Linked DNA regions of Homo sapiens: region 1 is linked to region 2. A link is a loop called in an ENCODE intact Hi-C map of the cell type or tissue named here. Cell type or tissue: left ventricle myocardium inferior. All regions are shown on one strand. Each heading gives the region's core, and the rest is flanking DNA. Links, peaks and the distances in the headings are about the cores only. Region 1 overlaps ZNF180 (zinc finger protein 180). Region 2 overlaps ZNF283 (zinc finger protein 283).

Region 1 (9,981 bases), core at 4,581-7,080, 620 kb after region 2:
AAGAGAAGAGAGCTTGTGCAGGGAAACTCCCCTTTCTAAAACCATCAGATCTCATGAGACTCATTCACTGTCATGAGAACAACACAGGAAAGACCCACCCCCATAATTCAGTCACTTCCCACTGGGTTCCACCCATGACACATGGGAATTGTGGGAGTTACAATTCAAGATGAGATTTGGGTGGAGACACAGCCAAACCATATCATCCGCCCCAGACCCTCCCAAATCTCATGCCCTCACATTTCAAAACCAATCATGCCTCCCAACAGTCCCCCAAAGTTTTAACTCAGTTCAGCATTAACTCAAAAGTCCACAGTCCAGTGTCTCAACTGAGACAAGCCAAGTCTCTTCCACCTATGAACCTGTAAAATCAAAAGCAAGGTAGTTACTTCCTAGCTACAGTGCAGGTACAGGCATTGTGTAAATACAGCTGTTCCAAATGGGAGAAATTGGCCAAAACAAATGGGCTACAGGCCCCATGCAAGTCTGAAATCCAGCAGGGCAGTCAAATCTTAAAGCTCAAAAATGATCTCCTTTGACTCCATGTCTTGCATCCTGATCACGCTGATGTTGGGTTTCCATGGTCTTGGGCGGCTCCGCCCCTGTGGCTCTGCAGAGTATAACCTCCCTTCTGGCTGCTTTCATGGGCTGCTGTTGAGTGTCTGTGGCTTTTCCAGGCACATGGTGCAAGCTGTCGGTGGATCTAGCATTCTGGGGTCTGAAGGACAGTGGCCCTCTTCTCACAGCTCCACTAGGCAGTGCCCTGGTAGGCACTGTGTGTGGGGGCTCTGACATGTGGGAATTATGAGACACAACATATAGGAATTATGGGAGTTACAATTCGAGAAGAGATTTGGGTAGGGACACAGCCAAGCCATATCAATGGATGAAACAACTGAGTCACAGAATTAATAACTTGCCCACAATCACACAGCTTATAAGAAGAACTAGGATTTGAACCCTCCTAATCTGGTCCTAGGTCCTGTGATTTTAATAAATAACCTCATGAAACCAAAGCGTAAACTGTAGACACAGGACCTTTTGCATAAATCTGCATATCTCTGCAGTTGTTTCTCAAACTGCAGGATAAAACCCTCTTGGTGAGTCCTGAAATCAAATTACTGTGTCATAACTAGCAATTTTTAAAAAGCAAAATAGATTAATAGAACAGAAAACAAAAGAATTTATCAAAGTACATTGCACACAGTATGTAACTATCAGCTGAGCAAGTTTTAGTGAGCAGTCTGTGTTGATGTTTGTGCCTATTCCTACTGAGTCACAATGCTGATTTTACTGTGGGTTACAATCAAAACAATTGGGAAACCACTGCTTAAACCCTATTCAGGGCAGCTCGTGGTCTCCCTTTCCCTGATACTATCTTATAAACTAAAGTCACTTTCAATAAAACAACCCAGAAAGGACCTTGAACCAGAAGCAGTATCCAGTGGGACTTGACCATGATATTCATGCCATTTTGAAACCCATCTTAGGATCCCAAGAATATGATCGTCCTCTTCTGCCTCAGCCCCCTGTTTGTTATATACCACAGTCTTGCTTCCCTGGGTGCCAGGCCATTGACAGTGCCACAGTATCTGTTCCCCATTTTCATAGTCATGGCTGTTTGAGATTCTGCAACAACTTAAAAGGGCAGAACTTAAGGAAATGGATTGTAGGATCTGAGTGGTCTCTATCTTTTCATGAAGACAAAGAACCTTGGGGAAAATAAAAAGGATGTCTCTTAAAGCTTGTCTCAGAGGTTTACATACGCATCCCCGCACAACGCCAGGACCATATTTCACAATGTTTACCCCATTTCAATCCCCATTGCCTTTTTATCCCCATCCCCTTTAGGCTCACCATGTACAGTTGTGCAGGTTGTACACAAACATACATGATAGTCCTCCATATGACAGTGATGTGAAGGAAGGGAAGCCATCAGGAGATAGGACTTGTTGCTTGTTTCTGAAACCTCTTGTGACCCTTTGTGTCCCTTACTCTGCCCAACATATAAAAAACACTCCATCAATATGTATTATTTATATACACACACACACTACATAAAATGGGAGCCTTTCCCATACCTTTTGTAGCAAGATTATTAAAGGCTTTTTATCGACTACTCTTATAGCAGGGAGGTGAATTTCTTCCTTCATAAATTTTTCCTAAGATTTCCTTTTTTTTCTTTTTTGCAGAGTAGGGGTGGAAAGGTCTTGCTCTGTCACCCAGGCTGGAATGCAGTGGCACAATCTTGGCTCACTGCAACCTCTGCCTCCCAGGATTAAGCAATCCTCCAACCTCAGATTTCCAAGTGGCTGGGATCATAGGCAAAACTGAGCCAATTTTTAATTTTTTTGTAGAGATGGGATCTCATCATATTGCCCAGCCTGGTCTTGATCTCCTGGGCTTGAGTGATCCTCCCACCTCAGCCTCTCAAAGTGTTGCTATTACAGGCATGAGCCACTGCACCTGGCCAAGATTTCTTTTAATTTCCCTACAACACTTGATTTCCAATTGGCAGCTCACAGGTTAGAATTACCGTGGCTCTAATTGTTTCATATGTCAATAGAAGCCAGGGACAACTTCCCACCCCATCATATTTCGTTTTCTCAAAACCTCTGGACAGATGATTGACTTGGTCTCTTAGCCACATTCTCTTTCTTCTCATAAGAGATGGGATTAAAAACAACATTTTGAATCTTCAGGAAAAGGGGTTGAATTACCTTTTACAAGAAGTGCTTCATTGCTGGCAGATTTCGAAACAAAGGATCCAGGATTTAACTGGGAGTCAGGATTATATCATGAACCTTCAAGAAGAGTGTTCCCCACATTTAAAAATGTTTCCCTCTGTGAAGAGTGAGCAGGCAAGTCTCTTCAGATTTCTGAAAATGAAAACTATGTAGCAAATGTCATTATCAAAAATCAGGATATCACAGCATGGCAAAGCCTGACACAGGTTCTTACCCCAGAATCGTGGAGGAAAGCCAACATAATGACCGAGCCCCAGAACTCTCAGGGAAGATATAAGGGAATTTACATGGAAGAGAAATTGTACAGACGTGCTCAGCATGATGACAGCCTCAACTGGACCTCACATGATCATCATGAGTCCCAAGAATGTAAAGGAGAGGACCCTGGTAGACATCCCAACTGCAGGAAAAACTTTGGTATGAAATCAACAGTTGAACAACATAATGCAGTCCATGTATTACCACAGCCTTTCACATGTAATAACTGTGGGGTGCCCTTTGCAGATGATACAGATCCTCATGTCCATCACAGCACTCACCTAGGAGAAAAATCTTATAAATGTGACCAGTATGGAAAGAACTTTAGTCAGAGCCAAGATCTTATCGTTCATTGTAAAACTCACTCTGGCGAGACTCCCTATGAATTCCACGAATGGCCTATGGGCTGCAAACAGAGCTCAGACCTTCCCAGATATCAGAAAGTCCCTTCAGGAAACAAACCCTACAAATGTAAAGAATGTGGCAAGGGCTTCAGGTGCAACTCCTTCCTTTATAACCATCATGGAGTCCACACAAGGGAGATGCCCTACAAATGTGATGCATGTGGGAAAGGGTTTGGATTTAGGTCACTTCTTTGTATTCATCAGGGAGTACACACAGGGAAAAGCCCTATAAAAGTGAAGAGTGTGGGAAGGGCTTTGATCAGAGCTCCAACCTTCTTGTCCATCAGAGAGTCCACGCTGGAGAGAAGCCCTACAAATGCAGTGAGTGTGGCAAGTGCTTTAGTTCAAGCTCCGTTCTTCAAGTCCACTGGAGGTTTCACACAGGGGAGAAACCTTATAGGTGTGATGAGTGTGGAAAGGGCTTCAGCCAAAGTACACACCTTCACATTCACCAGAGAGTCCACACAGGGGAGAAACCATACAAATGCAATGTGTGTGGAAAGGATTTTGTGTATAGCTCTGTTCTTCACACTCATCTGAGTTCACACTCGAGAAAAACCATATAAATGCAAAGTGTGTGGAAAGTGCTTTAGTTACAGTTCATATTTTCACTTACATCAAAGAGATCACACCAGAGAGAAACCATATAAATGTGATGAGTGTGGTAAAGACTTCAGTCGGAATTCAGATCTTCGTGTTCACCTCAGAGTCCACACAGGAGAGAGGCCCTATAAGTGTAAGGCATGTGGTAAGGGCTTCAGTCGTAATTCATACCTCCTTGCCCATCAGAGAGTGCATATAGATGAGACACAGTACACACATTGTGAGCGTGGCAAGGACCTTCTGACTCATCAAAGACTACATAAGCAGAGAGAAACATTATAAAGGTAGTAAGTCAGGGTTCAATTAGGAAAACAGAAGCCACACTGTATTCCAGATGATAGAGGCTAACTCAGCCTTTGGGAGGGCTGGGGGAGCAAAAGACAGGGACGCTGCCATCGATGAGGTCAGCATGACAGGCTGGGGGTTCGCGCTGGCACAGGCGCCGGCAGCCACATCGGCAGGCAGGAGGGTCCCGCTGCACAGCTGAGGGGTGATGATTGCCTGGGTGGTGATGTCGGCCATTAGACGCGCCTCTTCTGCCGGCAAGTGTGTGGCAGTATGAAGTAGAAGGACAAGCCTGTATTTGAGGCTGGAATGCGGAAGGGGCTCTTCTGCGGCTAGGTGTGGGACCCTGAGCAGGAATGTGGAGAAATGGGCAGGTAAATGCATCACGTTGGCCAGGAGATTTGCAAGGACTTACAGCTGAATGATGATAATGGGGAGTGACTGTGAGGCCCTGGGAGTCTCTGAGTGTAAAGGAAGATAGGTGTGGGGCCCCCAGGGAGTATGTGGGAGCCATTGCTGTGTAGGTGGAGGTAGTTGGGGAATAATCTGGTGAGCTCTGTGAATTTCTAGGGTTCTCCTGAATGCTGAGGGGTGACTCTTGCAGAAAACTGAGGATGCTTGGAGAATAGCTGGGAGACACAGATGAGGCCCTAAGGAATGGTGGTATAGAGGTGACAGAGATAAGGGAGGAGCACAGTGAGGTCTATGAGTTTCTGGGTGACTCCTGTGTGTTCAGGGCTGACCCAAGGAGAAATCTGGGGATGGTTGGAGAGGAGCTGGGAGACACAGGAGAGTCCCTGAGGGTTGCAGGTGAAGAGATGGGAGACGTGATAGAAGAGGGCCCTGAGATTTTTGTCTATAGGTGATACTTGGGTTTGGGAAGCTGAATGTTGCAGTAAGCTGGGGATTGAGAGAATCTGGGAGACACAGGAGAGTACCTGAGGGCCTGGAGTAAAGAGTTGGGAGACATGGGGCCAGAGCCCTGTGAGGTCCCTGAGTTTCTGCTTGTTACATGGGTGTCAGGGCCTGACTGTTACAGAAATCTAGGAATGATTGGAGAGTAATTGGGAGACATGAGACTCCCTGAGGGCTGGTGGTGAAGAGATGGGAGACATAGGGGAGGATCCCGTGAGGTCTATGAGTGTCTCTGTAATTCCTGGGTGTGGCAGGCAGACTGTCACTGAATATGAAGAATGTTCATGGCTTATATATTTTTTATTTTTACTTTATTTTCTAGGTCTCATCATAGCTCATATATAACACTCAAAACATCATTAAACCATCTAATCTAATATTCGACCATATCATTTCTTTCTTTACACGACTTGTGAGATAAGTAAGATATCAGTTAAAATTTTCATTTCAGCATCTGTTTTTCTCATATCCCCTTTGTGCTTCTTAAAGATGGTTAAAATAGGACAGACAGACTTGGAACTTTGTTCAACTGTCTTAGGAAAAGACCATTGCAGGGGCACAGTCTTTCAACCCCACTGGCCATGTAAGACTAGGCCTGGAGCCTGGAACACATCCTTCCCAAGAGATACTGAACCTCTTTCAGACTCATTGAGGGTTCTTCAAAGTGTGGGTCAGTGGTCCCCAAGGGATGCCCGCAGCTTTCAGTATTTCACACTCCATGAAAACATCAGCAACTGTTTTCCCAGACCTGACACTGCCAGGTGTGCAACAATCTCTGGATTAATCCTCATAGAGATGGCTCCACTTAGGGTCATCTCATAGGGATAGAATTTTGCTAAGGATAACCCCATCAGTTACCCTTTAAGTTTTCTTTCCTATCCCAAGGGTATTAACCTCTATTATCTGGTCTCTCAGTTCAACTTTCAGCTTATTACCTTTCTGGGATCAGAGGCTTCAATATATGGTCATCCACAGGATTCAAATTCATGATTCAAGGGAAAGGTCAGAAAGACATGTTAATCAAATCTTAAATATCAAAGAGTAACTAAAACTTTGCCTCATGAAAGCATTTTTGCAAGCATAATTTAGACGGTCAGCACTGAGCCAGGGAAGCACCCTTCTATTCAGAGGACTCTCACATCAGGGAACATATCCCAGAGGAAAGAGACAATGCTACATGAGGGGAAGAACTAAAACATGAAAATAGAGTTCCTTAATATTGCTTTGCATATATGAAAATAAGCCCACTTGCCCTCTATACTTCCCACGCATTCTCAGTTCTTCATATGAAACCATTTCTGGCCAAAATTTCTAGTTACCTATTTCCAGGAATCCATTTTATTTTCAATGAGGAATGTTCCTAGGAATCTATGTCCTAAGTAGTAATCTGCTCATGCTATTCCAAACATAAACCTCATTATCCTGAGGGATCTTTGCTATTTGGTTGCTTAGTCTTTCCTAAATAGTCAAAGAAGGAAATCTTTGTATTTCATTTTTGGCTTTGAATAATTTTTACTCATTATATCATTTATCATAGCATAACAGCGTACATTCCAAAAAGGAAGGCCCAACATAAACTGAGAAATTGAATAGATACATCCATAATCCCTTTCTATTCTAATCCATACACAAATATTTTATCATAATGGTTTTAGAAGTGAATATTATTTCTATATTCTTTTCCCACACTTTTCACTATATATCATAGACACTTTCCTAAAATTTATAAAATCTTCACATGTAACAACAGCAAGTGCTGTAAGGAACAGATTACAAGCTATCTAATTGGAAGATCATGTAGTAAAATGATGCACTAAAATATGGTTTTCCAGCCTAAGTTCTAAACACTACAGCAACCTTTAAATTTTCTCAATAAGCCCACTAGTGTTAGCATTCCATTTACTCTTTATGGAAAAAGAGGTCTAACACTGGCAGTTGGCTTTGGCATATGATTTTCTCTGATTCAGGTCTGAGTGCTTTCTGCAAGGAAAAGTGCCAGTATTTATTATTTTCATAGGAATATGTCATAAGAATCAAGTTTAACATTGTATATGGAATTGCCAGGTTGAAAAGTCGTTCATAGACTTTCCCCCTTTCTTTTCCAGAACAAATTTGAGACACACAATTAACAGAGGGCTGGAAGTTTTCCCACATATATTGTTTTTATAGTAGTTCTTCCAACTACATGTACTACCTTAAAATAAATTTTTTAAAAGAATGAAATAAAAAGGAAGAAATCCCAGCTGATTTACAAACTAGTTACATTCATAGAGTTTCTCTTCAGTATGAGTTGCCTGATGCCTAATAAGTTTATAGCTATTAATGAAAGCTTTTCCACACTGAATACATGTAAAGGGTTTCTCTCCAGTATGAGTTCTTTGATGCACAATAAGTCGAGCACTCAAGCTAAATGTTTTTCCACACTGATTACATTCAAATGGTTTCTCTCCAGTATGAGTTCTCTGATGTTGAGTAAGGCATGAACTCTGTCTGAAGGACTTCCCACATTGACTGCATTCATAGGGCTTTTCTCCAGTATGAGTTCTCTGATGTACAACAAGAACATAACTCTGGCTGAAGGATTTCCCACACTGATTACATTCATACGGTTTTTCCCCAGTGTGAATTCTCTGATGCATAACAAGGTGAGAACTGCGGTTAAAAGATTTTCCACATTCACTACATTCATACGGTTTCTCTCCAGTGTGAGTTCTTTGATGTGCAACAAGCTGAGAGCTCCAGCTGAAGGATTTCCCACACTGATTACATTCAAAGGGTTTTTCTCCTGTGTGAGTTCTCTGATGAGCAACAAGTTTATAACTTTGACTAAAGGATTTCCCACACTGATTGCATTCATAGGGTTTTTCCCCAGTATGAATTCTTTGATGTGCAATAAGTTTATAGCTCTGGATAAATGATTTCCCACATTGATTACATTCATAGGGCTTCTCTCCGGTATGTGTTCTTTGATGTGCAATAAGTTTATAGCTCTGCCTGAATGACTTTCCACACTGATTGCATTCATAAGGCTTCTCCCCAGTATGAGTTCTTTGATGCACAACAAGGACATAACTCTGGCTAAAGGATTTCCCACATTGATTACACCTGTAAGGTTTCTCTCCAGTATGAGTTCTCTGATGGGAAACAAGGTGCGAGCTCCGGCTGAAGGATTTTCCACATTCACTACATTCATAAGGTTTCTCCCCTGTGTGAGTTCTCTGATGTGCAACAAGATGCGAGCTCCAGCTGAAGGATTTCCCACACTGATTACATTCAAAAGGTTTCTCTTCAGAATTATTTCTCATGTTTTGAGTAAGGGAGGAACTATGAGAGGTTTCACTACATTTATATTGACTCTCTTCAAAAGGAATTCTCTGTTGTTCATTATGGGATATTTTGGGGTTCAAAACCTGCCCACATTCTTTAAAATCAAAGGTTTTTCCTCCTCCATGAATTTTTTCATGTATATGTAGGGGTGTACCATGGCAAAAAGATTGAATACGGTCACTAAATCCATAGGATTTATCTTTTGTTTGAGTTCTTGTAAACTGAATAAGGTGAATGCTCTGAGGGGGTTTTCCACATTCATTATTTTCATATAGTGTCTCATTCTCATTAATCTTCTGATGACTGTTTACAGCAGCATTAAGATGCCATTTTTTAGCATGTGATACATGTTTATGAAAATGGTTTCTTATGGGTATAACTGGGGATGAAAATAGACTGGAATTCAGACCACTCTTCTCCCCAGTTTCATCACTTTTGCAGACTCTCTCATGAATAACTGCTTTCCTTTGAGTGAATGCCACTTCCTGCAAAAGTATCTCTTGTTTTTCCTGTTGCTTCTCCAACTGGTCTTTACAATCATCCACTTCTTCACATGAAGATAACCAAGGATCATCCCTTGTAAACCTTTCTATCTTCACTCCATTAGCTGGTTCTTCATCAAAAATCCTCTGCTTTGAAGTTGAATCTTTTTTTCCAACTGCAGTTGCCAAGTCTGAAAGAAAGCAATATAAGACATCTTAGTCAAAAAATATTAGAGATGGAAAAATGGAATAAAGCTAACAAGAAAGTATGAAAAATATATATGAATTTGTTTTCAAATACTGACCGATAACCTAGGTTGAAAAAGCAAAAGGGTGAGATAAAGTATTAAGTACAGAACTACCACAGCCCAATATTACAACAGAGCATTAAAATGGAACTATTGTAATCTTGGTTTAATCTTAGTCTGAATAAATAAGACTCTGGATGTCAAATACCTGCATATTCCAAAATAAGATCATCTACATAGAACCTACAGAATTGCAACCCAATTTTGCAATATGTATAGAGAGTCTTTTCCACTCTTTAGTGCTACACAGATGTTCACTAAGAGATTAGTGTCTACATATCCAGGAATTTCTGAAGGCATAAAACTTGCTAAATACTCTACTCTGTGTCAGTGAGGCATGAGGAAACTATGTTTGTGAACAAAAGAAAAGGAATGGGGCATTATTATCCAGTTCCCTAACTACCTTAGGAACCAATAAAGCCCCACAAATTTCTGTGATTCCAACTGAGAGAGACTAGAAGTTTGCTCCTAGTAGCCTGGGTGGCTACTAGGTCAAGCAATAGAGAGTATATATGGAAAAAGTAGTCATGTATACAGTCCACCAGGAGGTGGGAAATGAAGAAAAAATGTGGCATCTTCTATGCGGATTTTTTCAAATGGACCTTCTACACCTGTAATGACCCCTATGTGTCTGGTTCTCACTTGAACACAT
Region 2 (9,981 bases), core at 3,699-6,198:
TTTGAGGGGATTTTAATTCAGAGTTTATCCCTTAAGCTGAGCTAAAAAAATGAGACTTGAAAAAATCCAGACTTTTGAAGAGTTTAGGAAAGCTGTTTTATAGAATGTCACACATTAGTTTCATTCCTCATGGTGAAATTTGATATGGGCCTCTCCTTCACATTTCTCGTAACATGAAGTTGGAAATAGAGGCTTAAACATTTTTTACCAGAACACTTCATAGATGGTGATGTGTACTTCATCTTGCAATACCTCAGAAGCAGATAGTATCCATTTCCCCCAGTATCACCAGTGCCAAGTTTGATCACTTATGGTAACTACTGGAGTTGTCTGTTATAAAGATCCATTATATACCTAATAGGATTGGTCAGCCTTGATCAATGATCTTTGGAAATGTGTGATCATATGGTATGTATTTTACTTTTTTTTTTTTTTGGGACAGGATCTCTCTTTCTGTCACCAAGGCTGGAGTGCAGTGGTGTGATTTCGGCTCACTGCAACCTGCACCTCTCGGGTTCAAGTGATTCTCGTGCCTCAGCCTCCCAAGTAGCTGGATACACAGGTGTGCACCACCATACTGGCTAATTCTTGTATTTTTAGTAGAGATGGGGTTTTGCCATGTTGGTCCAGGCTGATCTTGAACTCCTGCACCTGCCTCAGCCTCCCAAAGTGTTGGGATTACAGGTGTGAGACACTGCGCCTGGCTATATTTTACTATTTGGAAATCACAATGCATCTTAAAATTGATGGCTTCTTGCAACCACTTTCAACCAGGTGCCTGTCATGATTTAGTGCTAGCATCAAGGCAGGTTAGTTATGAAGAAATAGAGTGTGTGTTTATATACTCACACAGTTAGAAATCGACCCTTTTAAAAATTATTTCTTTTTGAAAATAATGTCAGTTCCATCAGAACTAATGCATTGATAACTAAATGTCTGTGGTTCCTTGTCATAGGTCTACACCTGACCTCTCTATTTTGTGCACATAGGGGATTCGTAATATCACTGTTCAGTCAGTCATTCACCATCTAGTGATCATCATTCTACATGATTGCACTTTTTCAAAGGCATAAAAAGCCAACAGTTGCACTCTTAATAATCAACTGTAACACAAAGCAGAGTACTTTGGGAGTTTTAACAGGATATATTATTGGTAACTGGCTATTATGCCACTCCCTCTGGGTGCCACATTTGCCTGTTAACCAAGAAATGTAGACATGGTGCCTTATCCCAACATTTCTGAAATTATATCTCAAGGAATCACCAGTGCTTACTAGTACTTGACAATGAAGGAGGATTTTACAGTTAAAGAAGCTTATAAAGTAGCATCTACTAAATCCCCTCCTAAGGAACAAGCAAAAGCACCTCACCAGCTTATCAAAAGACTAAAGAGAAGTGAAAAAAAAAAAAAGACGGCCGGGCGCGGTGGCTCATGCCTGTAATCCCAGAACTTTGGGAAGCCGAGGCGGGCGGATCACGAGGTCAGGAGATCAAGACCATCCTGGCTAACACGGTGAAACCCCGTCTCTACTAAAAATAGAAAAAATTAGCCGGGCGTGGTGGCGGGCGCCTGTGGTCCCAGCTACTCGGGGAGGCTGAGGCAGGAGAATGGCGTGAACCCGGGAGGCAGAGCTTGCAGTGAGCCGAGATTGCGCCACTGCACTCCAGCCTGGGCGACAGAGCGAGACTCCGTCTCAAAAAAATAAAAATAAAAAAAGACTAAGGAGTATTCTAGTGAAGAAAATGGTTGAACTTTGTTTAAACTGGTGTATGGCAAACTTCACTGTTGAAATACTTATTCCCATGACCTATTATCTTTGTAGGTGGGTGAAATTGCATTGGGAACTGCTGCTATAACCAAAAGAGAATTTCAGTCACCATGTCTGGTTGTTAGCTATGATGGAATGGCAGCATCATGGTCTCAGTTATGAGTGAAAATCTTTGTTGTAGCTAAGTAGTGGTGCCTCCTGAGTTTTATTAAATGCCGTTTCACTATCTTTTTCTGCACTTCTATAGTATTTAATTTGTTCATGTGATAATTTATTCTGATAGATTCACTGACTTTTTCCCATTCCTGGATATTCCAGGTTAGTCATAGTATCCTTCTGATGCATTGCTTGATTTCATTTTGCCATTTTATTTAGTATTTTTGCATCTCATGAGTGAGATTATATAATAGTTTTCTTTTTTATTGTATTTTTGTTTGTTTTGGTATTGCAATAGCCTGTTTTTTAATATTGTATGATCCTATTAGGTTATTTTGTTTGATCCTTGACCACTTTTCTAGTTCCATCTGTTGCATTTTTTTTTGTCTTTTAATTCCTACTTCAGACATAACAGATTTATTGAGTGTTAGCACAGTTCCTTTAAGGAGCCTTCATAGCCATGTAGTACTAGCCAAGATCCGCATAAAAGACGCATCCCAGCATGGCCCCTAAAATCCTTCATTATGTGCTCTTAAGAATAATGTGTTGGGAAGTCAGAACTTCCTTATAGGGCTGTTATGATCATACTTGTACATGTCTTTTGGAGCACACGTGTACACATTTCTTTCTGTATATACTGGGAGTGGAATTGCTGGGGTGTGGTCATGGATACACATCTGTTCAACTTTTTAGTAAGTTTAAATTCTTCTGAACAGTTTTCCAAACAAATGAACCGTCTTATACTCTCACCAGCAGTATATCAATGTTCTGCTTTCTCCACATCTTTGAAAATACTTGACATCATCAGTTTAAAGAATATTTTCATTACTCTCATAGGTAATATAGTGGCATTTGATTGTTGATAATTGTGGTTTAATTTTCCATTTTCTGATTGCTGCCTATTTGTATATTCTTGCAATTTCTCTTCGCTCCTTGCTCCGGGCATTGGATGCATTCGATGTGTCTGTTTTTTACAGAGCCTCTGTTCAGTTTGCAGGACAACAATTAACACCTAGGCCATGACATTCTCTCTGTGTGTGTGTGTGTGTGTGTGTGTGTGTGTGTGTGTGTGTGTGTATTCCCCACCAGTGAGCTGGTTTTGATGACTGTGATGGAATCAGCTTTATCTCTGCATCTCCAGTTCCCAGTATGAACCATGACCCTTAGTTGTTTGATTCAGTTAGGATACACTCAGCAGAAATTAAAATACCACACTGGGGCCAGGCGCGGTGGCTCACGCCTGTAATCCCAGCACTTCGGGAGGCCAAGGCGGGTGGATCACAAGGTCAGGAGACTGAGACCATCCTGGCTAACACAGTGAAACCCCGTCTCTACTAAAAATTAAAAAAAAAATAAATAAATAAATAAAACCCAAAAACATTAGCCAGGCGTGGTGGCGTGCGCCTTTAGTCACAGCTACTCGGGAGGCTGAGGCAGGAGAATGGCGTGAACCCAGGAGGCGGAGCTTGCAGTGAGCCAAGAACGTGCCACTGCACTCCAGCCTGGTGACAGAGCGAGACTCCATCTCAAAAAAAAAAAATACCACATTGGCTAGAACAATGAGGAAGTATATTGAATGATATAACATGCTTTCAGAGGGACAGTGGGCTCCAGATATTTTTGATTCATCAGCAAAATTAAATTTCTTTTTTTTTTTTTCTTTTTCTTTTTGAGACAGAGTCTCGCTCTTTCACCCAGGCCGGACTGCAGTGGCACTATCTCGGCTCACTGCAAGCTCCACCTCCTGGGTTCACGCCATTCTCCTGCCTCGGCCTCCCGAGCAGCTGGGAGTACAGGGGCCCGCCACCGCGCCCGGCTAATTTTTTTTGTATTTTTAGTAGAGACGGGGTTTCACCGTGTCAGCCAGGATGGTCTGATCTCCTGACCTCGTGATCCGCCCGCCTTGGCCTCCCAAAGTGCTGGGATTACAGGCGTGAGCCACTGCGCCCGGCCGCAAAATTAAATTTTCAGAGGCTCAGTTTCTCTTCCATTTTCCACTCTGCACTCCCCAGTGTTGGCTGGCACCATGATGGCTGGCAGGTTTCCAGATATTACAAACAGACATGACAACATCCACAGAAAATAATAAGGGAGAGCATCTCCCGTGACAGGAGCAAGGAAACATTTCCCATTGGCCAGCAGCGTACATCTGCTTTTAGTTGCTAAAATGGGTTATATGTAATTCCTGAAATAATCATTGGTATTACTTTAAATTAGCCATAGACTCTCAAAGGTTTTAGTTAAATAAAAAATCAGACTCTTAAGTTTCATTAGCTTTTTATGTATGAGACATAACAAGTGATCCTTTATTTTAAAAAGTAAAATTACAAATATGTATAAATTTCATAATACAGATAATTTAATGTATATATTAAGACCACAAACATAATTTCACCTTTTTGAGATTAATGTTAATTTTTAAAAGCAGAAATTCTGAAATATAAAGTCTATATTGTTAGAACATTTACTAGGAATTTTTTATGATATAGAATATTATCTGATTGTTTGTAGATGTAGGGGACAGGGAAAATATTTTTGGTCTAACCTTGTTAAGTATTTTTTCTTCCAGACTCAGAGGAGCCTACTCTTAATTTCTAGAATTCTGTTAGTTAACCTGAAGACTGAGAAGGCCAAGATTTACAATGTGGAAATGAAACCAAGGTGTAATTGGAATTTGGGTGAACATATTTACTCAATTCATTTTTTAAAATTTGAGACAGAGTCTCTCTCTGTCACCCAGGCTGGAGTACAGTGGTGTGATCTCACTGCAACCTCTGCCTCCCGGGTTCAAGCGATTCTCCTGCCTCAGCCTCCCGAGTAGCTGGGACTACAGGCGTGTACCACCGTGCCCAGCTAATTTTTGTATTTTTAGTAGAGACAGGGTTTCGCCACGTAGGCCAGGCTGGTCTTGAACACCTGGCCTCAAGTGATCTGCCTGCCTCCACCTCCCAAAGTGCTGGGATTACAGGTGTGAGCCACTGTACCTGGCCTCAGTTCATTTTTACAGCACACATACATAGCACTAAATTCAAAAGAAATAAAAATCTTATCTCTCACCTTTTCTGAAGCTTTAAAATCACCCTTTTCAGAGACAACTACACTTTCCAGCCTCTTCTGTGTTCTTGAGCAGATAGTCCATGTAAATAGCAGAGTACATTGCCTTAGAGTAGACATTCAAGATTTGAAAGTATTCCTTTACTATCTCATAATTCAGTGTTAGTCATATACCAGTGTCATTATGGATTTCATCAATAAAAATTTTGGTTCAATTTATTTTCACTATACCCAAGTGTTTACTGTGGAGGAAGGGTCTGCAGTGTCCTTGGCCACATTTAAAAAATATGGTTCATTCCGGACTGTTTGCCCAGATCTCTGCCTGGTGCACAAGAGATATTGTGGCCTCTACCACCATCACCACTGGGATTCTCTTCACCTCTCTCCTCTACTGAATTTCTTGTTTTCTACTCATTCATTCTGGTGGAAAACCCCTTCCACTTGCTTTCTTTGAAGAGGTGACTTGGAAATAATTCACGTGGTTGAAAGGATTTTATTCTACCCTTCTGTTTTTGGTGTCTCCCTATTCTTGGCCAGCAGGTTCCTAGGCATGTTCTTTTCATAGTAGATGGCAGAAACACAAGAGGCTGAGCCAAAGCATATTTAAAGTATCTATATCCATTGTAATCCACCCAAATTCTGTTGACTAGACACATGGCCAAGCCCAACACCAATGGGGCAGGGATGAGCTCTGCCAAGGGTGGAGAGTAAGGGAAGAATTGTGGGCAAATATTCTAAGCCACCAGATTCATACCAACATTACTGGCATGACTGTGAGTCAACACATTCCACTGTGGGGGGCAACTGAGCAATAATTAATGATGTCATTGAGAATAGTTTATTCTTCACAGGCTTCTTGTAATTCAGGTCTCTGCCCAAATGCCACCTGATTGAACAGGTCTTTCTTGACCACCCACTTGACTAGCCCCACCCTTCTGTCAGTCACACTCTTTCAGATTATTTTTAAAAATTTCCTCATTTCACCAAACACTAAGTGACATTCTTTGATTTTATTTATGTATTTATTTATTTTATTTTTTGAGAGGGAGTCTTGCTCTGTCACCCGTGTCGGAGTGTAGTGGCATGATCTTGGCTCACTGCAACCTCTGTTTCCCGAGTTCAAGCAATTTTCCTGCCTCAGCCTCCTGAGTAGCTGAGATTACAAGCATGTGCCACCACGTCCAGCTAATGTTTGTATTTTTAGTAGAAATGGGGTTTCACTATGTTGCTCAGGCTGGTCTCGAACTCCTGACCTCAAGTGATCACCTACCTCAGCCTCCCAAAGTACTGGGATTACAGGCGTGAGCCACCACGCCCGGCCAGGCATTCTTTGATTTTAAATAATGTGTCAAAGAAAGTGACATTATTTGTCCCCATGTTGATTGTCTACACTCTTGGACATAAGTTCCACAGGATCAGGGGATATGCTTCTCTTGCTATCATTGTATCTCCAATATCTAGAGAAATGTATGGCTCAGAGAAGATGCTCAAATATTTGTTGAAGGAATAAAAGTGAAAATGGATTGATTCATATTTAGACTCTAAATAGAGGTGGAGTACTGCTGCCTCCTTTAGAGAATAAAACTCAAGGCTCTGAATAGTATGAGTTTCTCATATTTAGGGAAGGAAAATATGTGAGGACTAAAGTAGAGTTAAATGCACTGAGGAAGCTAATATTTATAAGGATGCAATTTGGAATAATATGACTTCCTGGATTTAATTGACTTCTGGTAATTTGAATGTAGTGTGAAGGAATCAACCCTTATTCTTTGATTCTGGAACTCACACCACACAAAATAATGCAGAGGTTGAGGGCATTGTCTCAGAGACTAAACCTCCACCACTTACTAGTAGTTTACTTAATGTCTTAATCTCAAGTCACTTAATCTTTAGTATCTGTAATAGAGATATAACAATAGCATAACCATGTCGTAGCACTGTGGAGGGTATTATATGAGTGAAAACATGCAGCATGGTTAAGGCACTGCCTGTAAGTTCTGTATAAGGGATTCCCACAGACCTCCAGATCTGGCTTGCCAAGACTATAAGTGGCATCCAAAAGGCATGGGCAAAAGCCCTGAGTCCATACCTTTTCTGAATTCTTATATTAGTTCTAATAATTTATCTGATGATTTTTTGGTGTTTTCTTGGCTTACTATCATATTATCTAAAATGTTAATTTTATCGTGTTCTTTTTATGTATTTTCTTTCTCTGGCTTTATTTATATATTTTTTTGAATAGGGTCTTTCTCTATTGCCCAGGCTGGAGTGCAGGGGTATGATCATAGCTCACTGCAGCCTGAAACTCCTGGGTTCCTTTGGTCCTTCCACCTCAGCCTCCTGAGTAGCTGGGACTGCAGGCACAGGCCACCATGGCTGGCTGGTTTTTAAACTTTTTGTAGAGACAGGGTCTCCCTATGTTGCCTGGACTAGTCTCAAACTCCTAGGTTCAAGTGATCCTCCTGCCTCAGCCTCCCAAAGTGTTGGGATTACACGCATGAGCTGCTATGCCTGGCCCTCTTTTTCTTGCTTTAAAGCAGGGGTCCCCAACCCCCGGGCCACAGACTCATACTGGTCTGTTAGGAACTGGGCCACACAGCAGGAGGTGAGCAGTAGGAGAGCGAGCAAAGTTCATTTGTATTTACAGCCACTCCTCATCACTCACATTACTGACTAAGGTCCCCCTTCTGTCAGATCAGTGGAGGCATTAGATTGCCATAGTAGCATGAACCCTATTGTGAACTGTGCATGCAAGAGTTCTAGGTTGTGCATTCCTTATGAGAATCTAATGCCTGATGATCTGTCAGTGTCTCCCATCACCCCCAGATGGGACTGCCTATTTGCAGGAAATCAAGCTCAGGGCTCCCACTGATTCTACAAAATAATGAGTTGTATAATAATTTAATTATATATTCTAATGTAACAATAATAGAAATAAAGTGCACAATAAATGTAATGTGCTTGAGTCCAAGCAGATAAGTCTTTCCCTATAAAACCTACTCCAAAATATTGGAAGATGTGAGTTTCACTAGATGACTAGAAATCAACATAGGGAAACATCAAACATGAAAATGCAAGAAAACGTAACACCTCCAAAGAAACACAATAATTCTTTAATAATAGACCCCAATCATAAGGAAATATATGAAATGCCAGAACAAAAGTTCAAAATAATGATTATAAGAAAATTCAACAAGGTACAAGAGAACACGGATAGATAATTCAACAAAATCAGGGCAACAATTTACGATTTGAATGAGAAATTCAACAAAGAGAGAAACATCATAAAAAAGAACCAAACAAAATTTAGAGCTGAAGAATTCAATGAATAAAATAAAAAATACAGTCAAGTGCTTCAAAAACAGACTAGGCCAAGCAGAAGAAAGAATTTCTGAACTTGAAGACAGGCTGTTTGAAATAACATAGGCAGACAAAAAAAGAAAAAAGAATGAAAAAACCTTACAGGATTTGTGGCACACTATTCAGTGAACAAATATTCACATTATGGGCATTCCAGAAGGAGAAAGTTGAGGGAAACATATTTAATGAAATAATAGCTGATTTATTCATAGATGGCAGAAATTAAAAGAAATAATAGCTGGAAACCTATAAACACCATCTTGAAAACATGCAAAACTATAAAACTCACTGGTAGAGCCAATGCACAAGAAGAGAAAGGAATCAAACCTTATCACTGCAGAATACCACCCAAGCAAAAATAATAAGAGAAGAAGTAAGGAACAAAGAATATATAAAACAACCAGAAAATAATCAATAAAATAACAGGAGTATGCCCTCACCTATTCATAATAACCTTGCATGTAAACAGATTAAATTCCATATTTAAAAGATATAAACTGGCTAAATGGATTAAAAAAAAAAAAAACAAGACCTAACTATATGCTGCCTATAAGAAACTCACCTCACCTATAAAGACACAAATAGGCTAAAAGTGAAGAGATGGAAAAAGGTATTCCATGCAAATAGAAACCAAAAGTGAGCAGGAATAGCTATATGTATATTAGACAAAACAAATTTTAGGTCAAAAGCTGTAAGAACAGACAAAGAAGAACATTATATAATAATAAAGGGATAAATTAAGGAAGAAAATATAACAATTGTAAGTATATATGCACCCAACACTGGAACACTCAGATTTATAAAGCCAATATTATTAGATCTAAAGAGAGAGATAAAGCGAAATACAGTAATAGTTTGGGACTTCCACACTCTACTCTCTGCATTGGAGAGATTATCTAGACAGAAAATTAACAAAGAAATATTGGATTTCAACTGCACCATAGATGAAATATACCTAACATATTTATGGAACATTCTGCCCAATGGGTGCAGAATACACACTTTTTTCATCAGCATAATAAATACCTATGTCAAAAATAGAAAATTTCCAATAAACAACCTAATTATGCATCTCAAGGATCTAGAAAAGAAGAACAAGCCCAATTAGTAGGAGAGAAATAATAAAAATCAGAGCAAAAATAAAATTGAGAGTCAAAAATACAATAGAGCAATGAAACAAATAATTGTTTTTTTGAAACAATAAAATCAGCAATTAGCCAGACTAAATAAGAAAAGAGAGAAGACTCAAATAAATAAAATTGGAAATGAAAAATGAGACATTACAATGGATACCACAGAAAAAAGGATCATTAGACAATACTATGAAAAATATATGCCAATACAATTTTAAAACTAGAGGAAATGGATAAATTACTGGACATATGCAACCTACTAAGATTGAACCAAGAAGAAATAGAAAACCTGAAAAGACTAATGACAGATAATGAGATTAAATCAGTAATAAAATGACTCCCAATAAAAAAAAGTCCAAGAATGGATGGTTTTAATTACTGAATTCTACCAAATCTTTAAAGAATTAATACCAATTTTTCTGAAAATATTTCCAAGAAATTGAAGCAGAGGGAACTCTTCCTAAATCATTTTATGAGACCAGCATAACCCTGATACCAAAGTCAAATAA

What was found. Hi-C counts contacts between places; a loop is a spot of excess contacts. Peaks named below come from ENCODE experiments on the same cell type or tissue, not always from the same donor. Only the 100,000 strongest peaks of a DNase experiment are listed, where the experiment ranks them.
Region 1: a loop joins it to region 2, with 4 times the contacts of the local background. A loop is called at or near these places in 3 of 110 quality-filtered maps.

The regions. Positions count from the first base shown.
Region 1 is chr19:44,468,935-44,478,915 of GRCh38, forward strand. ZNF180 (zinc finger protein 180) reads right to left here. Exons shown (of 5, transcript NM_001278509.3): 5 at 5,509-9,212. The coding sequence ends at 7,468. It also overlaps the pseudogene ZNF285BP. Among named protein-coding and RNA genes, the nearest start is that of ZNF229, 25 kb to the left of the region's middle. RefSeq lists a silencer at 8,244-8,444. In left ventricle myocardium inferior, for the core only: no CTCF peak of the experiment used is centred there; no DNase peak of the experiment used is centred there.
Region 2 is chr19:43,850,021-43,860,001 of GRCh38, forward strand. ZNF283 (zinc finger protein 283) reads left to right here. Exons shown (of 7, transcript NM_181845.2): 7 at 1-1,997. Among named protein-coding and RNA genes, the nearest start is that of ZNF283, 28 kb to the left of the region's middle. In left ventricle myocardium inferior, for the core only: no CTCF peak of the experiment used is centred there; no DNase peak of the experiment used is centred there.